Regions from separate parts of the Homo sapiens genome. Here region 1 is linked to region 2. Evidence: chromatin contacts called from ENCODE Hi-C data. All regions are on one chromosome and are shown on one strand. Each heading gives the region's core, a stretch centred on a gene start or an enhancer-like site at or near the end of the contact. The rest is flanking DNA. Distances are from core to core; before and after follow the strand shown. Region 1 has its middle 15 kb from the start of SYTL2. Region 2 holds the start of DDIAS (DNA damage induced apoptosis suppressor).

Region 1 (3,212 bases), core at 346-2,845, 2.9 Mb before region 2:
CCTGAGAAATACCAAACAGCATGTTTTATGGCTGTATTTTGCCATCAGGGAAGTTATAAATAATTCCTTGTGGAACTTTTAGAAGACAATCTAGTAGGAATGCCAAACGTAGTCACTACAGTTAGCTAGTAGTGAGGTTGAAGACCTATTTATTTCCAAACCCTCAGGATGGCAGAGGGTTAAGATAAAGTCTGAAAACTGTCATCCTAAGAAACAGATATTTGCCAGTAACTCTCAATGGCCACATTGAGGTTGCCTAGCAACTTTTTGTGAGTGTGTTTCACTTTGCATTTGCTAAACACATTCTTATCACTACCTAGATCTTCAACCTAACACTGTTGTACTCCAGTCAAAACTCTCTGAGTGGGAATCAACACAGACTTGACAAGGATTTTCTTATGACTACCCCATATCTGGGTGGAGGGGCTGTCAACATTTCTGAACCTTGGAGCTAGCTAGGAGACATGGAACAAGCTTCCTGTAAGTGTGCTCATTCACTCATTCAAAAAAGAGACAGATACCCAGAACTTACTATTTATAAGGCACTGTGCTGGCCACAGTGGACAAAACAGGCCTTTGCTAGGATCCATAGAATATGGAGGAGTTGGCAGGCAGGAATTAGGGGTGGGGAGACAAAGAAGCATGGAGGGGAGCAGAGAGTGCTTCCAGCAGAGAGAACAGCCCCTGGAAAGGCCCAGAAAAGAATGAATGGCATATTGTGAAGACTGAAGAGAGACCACAATAGATAAAGTACAGGGAGCCATAGGGGTAGTGAGGTGAGCTGGTGCCAGATGCTGGAGGACCTTGTCATCATGGGATCCCTTTTCCTCATTTCTTTAAAGCTAGGACCGGTGCAGAGCAGTGCTTCCCAACTGCTCCATGGAATCCAGTGGGGTCCACCTAGGGGCCTCAGAGGGCCTTGGGGAATAGAGGTGGGAAGGGAATGGCTCTGGGATCCAACTTCTGCCTCAGTAACAACAGCATTGCTAATATCCATTTCAAATGTTGGGGATCTGAGTAAGATCACATTGGAAGACAGGGCTCCATGGATTAAAAAAATGATTGAAAGCCACCAGGTCCCCTCTGACTCTGACATCCTTGGATAATAGTATTCCATGCTGATCTCCCTGAGACTATGCTTTCTGGGTTACTGGGTCCTTCGGCTTATTATCTCCTAAGGAGGAGCCCATTCCTGACTGAAAACACTCAGGGTTATGGTGTGAGCAAAGGTCCTGGGACTTGCTAGCCTGTTTTTCACAGAACTTTCAGAAATGGTCCCTGAAATTTCACTTTCCCACTTTCACTGTTCATCTCTTCATGTCAGCAGGAGAGAAGACCTTTCGGCAGGATTCATACCTGCCTTCACGAGGAGTGAATATGTTGTGATGCTGAGTCCCTGCCGACTGTGAACTAGAGCTTTATAGCACATCCACCTCCAGGCTGAAGGGAGTTAAACGAGCATGGGTAGCAACTTCTCCTAAAGTGAGAGCTCTCTCTCTGACATACCGTTAGAGGCTCAGCAAGTATCAGCAGAATTGTTTGCTTTCTGTTTCTCCCCAGCCCCTTGTCCTCCAGACGCTGGCTCCCTAGACCAGCACAGCCTGTTTTAGCTTCTCTCTCACCTGACTCCCCTGGACTTGATTTCTTGCCTCCTTGACCTCTGGACATTGCCTCAAGACCAGGCTCCTGGTCTGAAATTCAACCTTTGCTCACATACACATGGAATCTGCAGACTGTCTCTGCACAGATGGATTGAGGGCCTGGCTCCTCTGATGCAGAGCAGCCTGGCCATCTGCCCAAACCCTCACAGACAGTGGTCCTAATTTAGGGAATCAGTTTGGACACTACTTGACAGCTCTGCCTTCCCCAGCCACTCCCAGCTGCAGCCACTAGATGTCTTCCAGCAGGAGACAGGCCTCCTCAGTCCTCCTGTGCATCCTGACATAAGCAGTGCTTTTCAATGTTTAATGTCAAAAGAATCACCTGGGGATCTGGCCAAAATTATAGGTCTGGGGTGGGGCCAGACAGCCTGCATTTCTAAGACGTTCCCAGGGAATATCAATGTTCATGAACTCCACTTTGAGTAATAAGAAAGAGAATGTGAATAGACTAGCAGCCTCAGCCTCACCTGAGAATGGGATCTGGAATTAGTTTCTTAAGAGTTTTTCACTTATTAGTACACATTTATTAAACACTCTTTCTCTCCGTGGCAGTTGCTATGCTGCTAAGACCCATTCTTTGCTTTCCAAGGAGCTTACAATCTAACAAAATAATATTTCCGTTGCTTAATTCTCACAAGATCCCTATGAAATCATGATTAGTGCCATTTTATACATAAGGAAACAGTCTTAGAGAAGTTAAGAGATTTGTGAAAGATTACACTAACGGGAAATGACAGCCTGGATTCCAGTTAAAACATTGCTCTGGCTCTGGGCCTTCATGCTTTCTAGGATATCTCATGCACCTTTTTCTTGATATTTTTGTGCTGCCCAAATCCATACAGTTGTGTTTCTGCCTCAGTTTCCTTGCCTAACACTTTAGTTGTGGATTAGGCTGAGCTATGCTCCAACCCTCTTCCCCAAATCTTGCTAGAGATCAGGGACCCAGCTCTTTCCAGTCTTTCCTCACCTACCCATCCCCTGTGGGGTCTTCCTATAGATAGTCCAGTTGCTTGGAAACACAAACCGTTGCTCCATGTTGCAAAATAGCTTCTAGGAACTAGCCAGGAAAATGTTCTCTTCCCTCTATAACTCAACCTCATGGTCCTTTTTTTTTTTTTTTTTGAGACGGAGTCTCGCTCTGTCGCCCAGGCTGGAGTGCAGTGGCGGGATCTCGGCTCACTGCAAGCTCCGCCTCCCGGGTTCACGCCATTCTCCTGCCTCAGCCTCCCAAGTAGCTGGGACTACAGGCGCCCGCCACTACGCCCGGCTAATTTTTTGTATTTTTAGTAGAGACGGGGTTTCACCGTTTTAGCCGGGATGGTCTCGATCTCCTGACCTCGTGATCCGCCCGCCTCGGCCTCCCAACTCATGGTCCTTTAGAGCTGCACACTCAGCATCAGGCACTTCAAAACATAAGTAAGCTATGTATTAGGCGTAGTGAACAAAGAAGGAAGTGACACTGATTTATGCAGCATTCATTCTCCAGCCTCTTAACCCAGGGCAATGCACTAATGATCCAGACATCCTTTTCCTAGGGATGGACGTAGCAGC
Region 2 (3,535 bases), core at 306-2,805:
CACTTTTCCCTCATATATTCTGCCATCATCTTAATCCAAATCACCATTATCTCCTGTTTATGGTGCTGGATTAACCTCCTAACCATGATCCGGTCTCTGCCCATCTTTCCAGACTCATCTCATACAACTGTCCTTTCTAAATATATTCCAGCTATACTGGTCTTTCCTTAGATTCTTGAACATTAACATGTCAAGCTCTTTCCTGCCTCAGGACGTTTGCACAACCTGTTCACTCTGTTTAGAATGTTTTTCTTTCCCTCTTTTGCATGGTTGGATCACGCTCATCTTTTAGGCATCAGTATCAACTCCTTGGAAAGGTCTTCTTAGACCAGTCTAATTCACATAGTTTCCTTGTAAATTCTCCTTAATTCCATCCATAAAAGGTAAGTTCCATTAGAACAGGAATCTACCTTGTTCATCATTGGATCTCAGTACCTAGCAATTCTTGGCACAGACGAAAGAAGCATTTAACTATCTGCAGAATAAACAAATAATTACTTGGTGCTCTGTGATCCAGTCCTGTGGGGTCAGGAAAGGGTTTCTGATTTAAAAGGCTTTGCAAACTGACTAAGAATTAGCCAGGTCAGGGACAGGGTCAGAAGACGGTTTGGGGTGAGAAGGAGGATAGTGCACTTCAGGAACACAAAAGACATTCTATATGGCTGGAGCGGTGGAAAACCACTAGGGCTGAAGAGCCAGGCAAAAGTCAGATAGGAAAGAGTCTGTAAGTCATGTTAAAGAGTTTGGGCTTAAACCTGAGGGCAAATAGGAGCGACTGAAAGGTTTTCAATGGGGAGTGCCTCGGTCAAATATGAACTTTATCAGCCCAGCAATGTGGAGACTGGACTGGAAGGTAGCAAGATTGAAAGCAGGAGAACCAGCTGGGGCGGCGGGGGAGGGGGGGGTTACTGTCACAGCTATGTAGCAGTCATAGGGTCGAACCAAAATAATGTCAGTAAAAAACGGAGAGAAGTGAACAGATCTGAGATATTCAAGAGGCTGGTAGGGACTGGCTGGATGTGAAAAGGAAGAAAACTTTCAAGCTCTGGTTTAAGCACATGGCTCAGTTAAAATATGTTCCTTCTAAGCCATCATAGCATTTTGGAAGATCCCCTTTCAGCACGTACTACTCTGCACAGTGGCCCACTGAATACGTATTTGCACATTACAGAAGCAAGAGTCGCGCCTTTTCCTCTCTATTTCCGATTCTAAAAGCTCACTCCGAGTCTAGCTCGATGGCACTGTAAGTGTTCAATAAACGTTCGTTAGGTGATTGCAAAAGCACTGAGTCTAAAATAAAATAACTGACGTTTATATTCTGTTACCCTCATGGCTGCCCGTTTACAGAGAACCACTTGTGAAAAAACAAGCGCCGGGCTCTGGGTGGGTCTCATTCATAATGAAGTTAAGAGCCTCCTTAGGAGTCTCCGGCTCTTCGGCTTCCCGAGAACCCCTTTACCCAGCTCACCTGGGGGAGAAGACCAGGAACGGGCCCAGGCGACGCACAGTGACTCGGACCGGCCGAACTCAGTAGCACGCCGGCAGCCTTCCAATCGAATCTCCCGCGTCCTTTTCCGCCGGAAGTAACGCTTTGGCTCTGATTACTCAGAGCCAATCAGAAGAAGGCGCCGCAGAGGGTGGAGCTTAGCGAGGAAATCCTACAAGCATCTGGAAACGACCATTTTCGTCAAACTGCGGGTAGAGTCTTTCTCCCCGACAGGTGGATCAGTAGTACAGTCCGTAAAATTGGTTTTGGAGCTTCGCTGAGCCTCCTGGGCGTAGGGTTCCCGGGAAAGTGTGGAGTGAGCCGCAGCGCCCTGGGGTCTGGCGGGGTGACTGAAAGAGGGAATGGAAGCTGGATGAAGAGGGTTGAGGGAGCTTTGGAAGCCAGACCCGGCGCTGTCCTAGGGGCTAGCACTACCCACGGGCGGAGGGAGGAAGGGGGCGGTGGCAGGAGGCAGGAGGGGGGTGGAGCGCGGAGTGGGTTTTCGGGTGCCGGAGAAGAAAGGGGGCGTTATTTGAAAGAAGGGACCGGGACCTGGCGGGATTTAGGGGCGATGTGGACCCGGGGCGACCTGTGTAATGGATGGGTTGTGCGAGCAACACAGTTTTGGGGTGACCCAAGAACGGAGTATCATAGGGAGTGGTTAGGCTCCAGATGGAGGTGGGTGCAAGGAGCACAGTCTTTGGACCTGGACCCAGCGGTCTGCGACGACGTGCTCCGCTCACTGCTGAGTGATCTAGTGCAAGTTCCCGCACCTCTCTGAGCCTCAGTTTCCACATCTGTAGATGGGAATAACAATCATATACGACGCACAAGATTGCTGTGACGATTTAGTTAGAGGAGATGATGCGTGTGCCTCCCTGCCTCGTGATACACTGGCCTGTAGTGAACCTTCAATAAATTGTCATGGTAGCTGTTATTGCCGTTACGTAGGATTTGCGGAAGGCAGGAGGTGTCGCAATGGAATTGCGGTGGCCAGGGCAGGGTTTGGTGGTGATGATAATGGTAGGGATATTGGGTGACCTGAAGGACAGGTGGGCTTCGGGGGCGCTATAGATAAAGCATGGGCTACAGCGATGAGTTAGGAAGAGGCCCTAGCATGATAAGGGCAGACTTGGGGTGTGACCGCAATGAAGGTGAGTGCTAAGGAGCAGATGGCACGAGAGGAAAGTGGAGTGGAGGCGGTGTCCTCGGGGATGGGGGCGGAGTGGCTGTGGTGACCTGGCTTGGGCGGCGTCTCTGAGGAGCTGGCTGGCTTTGGGTTTCCCCTGGGAGGAGCTGTTTTGCGGCGGGCGGAGCTGCAGGCTGGGCAGGGCTTAGCCTGTGCGCTTCTGCTGGCCTCCTTTTCGCCCTCCCACCCGCACTGCAGTCTCCAGCCTGAGCCATGGGCCGCCGAGCCCTCCTGCTCCTGCTTCTGTCTTTTCTGGCGCCCTGGGCCACCATAGCCCTCCGGCCGGCCTTAAGGGCCCTCGGCAGCCTACACTTGCCAACCAACCCCACATCCCTCCCGGCTGTAGCCAAGAACTATTCGGTTCTCTACTTCCAACAGAAGGTAAGGGGGAGCGGGGGCTTCGCCGTCCCAGGCCCAACCGCCGGGAACCCTGACCCTCAGAGCCCGGGCAACGGAGCCTACCTCGAAATTCACACCCCTTGATGCCTAGGATCTGTTCGGTTTTTGGCTAACATCTTCCAGAAGGTGGTCCCAAATCCCAGTTCTGTTTAAATTTTCTCCTCCCATTACCAATAATTTGGTAGTAGTTTTGGCTGCATACTCTTGATTCAGGCTTTTCTGTAATTGGACACGACAGTCACTTCAACTCCCTCTGCTCCCAGAGGGTGCCCCAATCCGAACTCCCTTGACCTTCCCTCAAATTCAAATTATTAAATGCCAGCTCTGGTACCTAGTCTGCGGTGATAGTCATCCTTTGCCCCAAGGCAGCCCTAAATACAAATTTTAATATCTTTACCTATTAGAAAATATTGGATAGTTATCCATCCTAAAAGCCAGCCTCTCAGAAGGGGTCAGCTCAG

The links. A loop is a pair of places that touch in the nucleus more often than their neighbours do. Pooled maps may share reads with other maps.
Region 1: a pooled map shows a loop between it and region 2 (15-fold over the local background). The contact joins the enhancer-like site here to the promoter of DDIAS in region 2. A Hi-C loop is called at or near these places in 4 of 50 pooled maps.

What each region holds. Positions count from the first base shown.
Region 1 is chr11:85,824,959-85,828,170 of GRCh38, reverse strand. It overlaps a transcript of SYTL2 not described here. Among named protein-coding and RNA genes, the nearest start is that of SYTL2, 15 kb to the right of the region's middle. Within about 2 kb of position 1,595, at least 10 of the 41 ENCODE cell types and tissues checked have a DNase peak (open chromatin) inside an H3K27ac peak, as active enhancers do.
Region 2 is chr11:82,899,756-82,903,290 of GRCh38, reverse strand. DDIAS (DNA damage induced apoptosis suppressor) reads right to left here and starts at 1,555. Exons shown (of 6, transcript NM_145018.4): 1 at 1,469-1,555. LOC124902602 reads left to right here and starts at 1,236. Exons shown (of 2, transcript XM_047427953.1): 1 at 1,236-1,243; 2 at 1,610-2,377. The coding sequence starts at 1,236. The coding sequence ends at 2,267. PRCP (prolylcarboxypeptidase) reads left to right here and starts at 2,861. Exons shown (of 9, transcript NM_005040.4): 1 at 2,861-3,056. The coding sequence starts at 2,889. RefSeq lists silencers at 1,926-2,015, 2,066-2,115 and enhancers at 2,326-2,375, 2,656-2,755, 2,906-2,965, 3,086-3,135.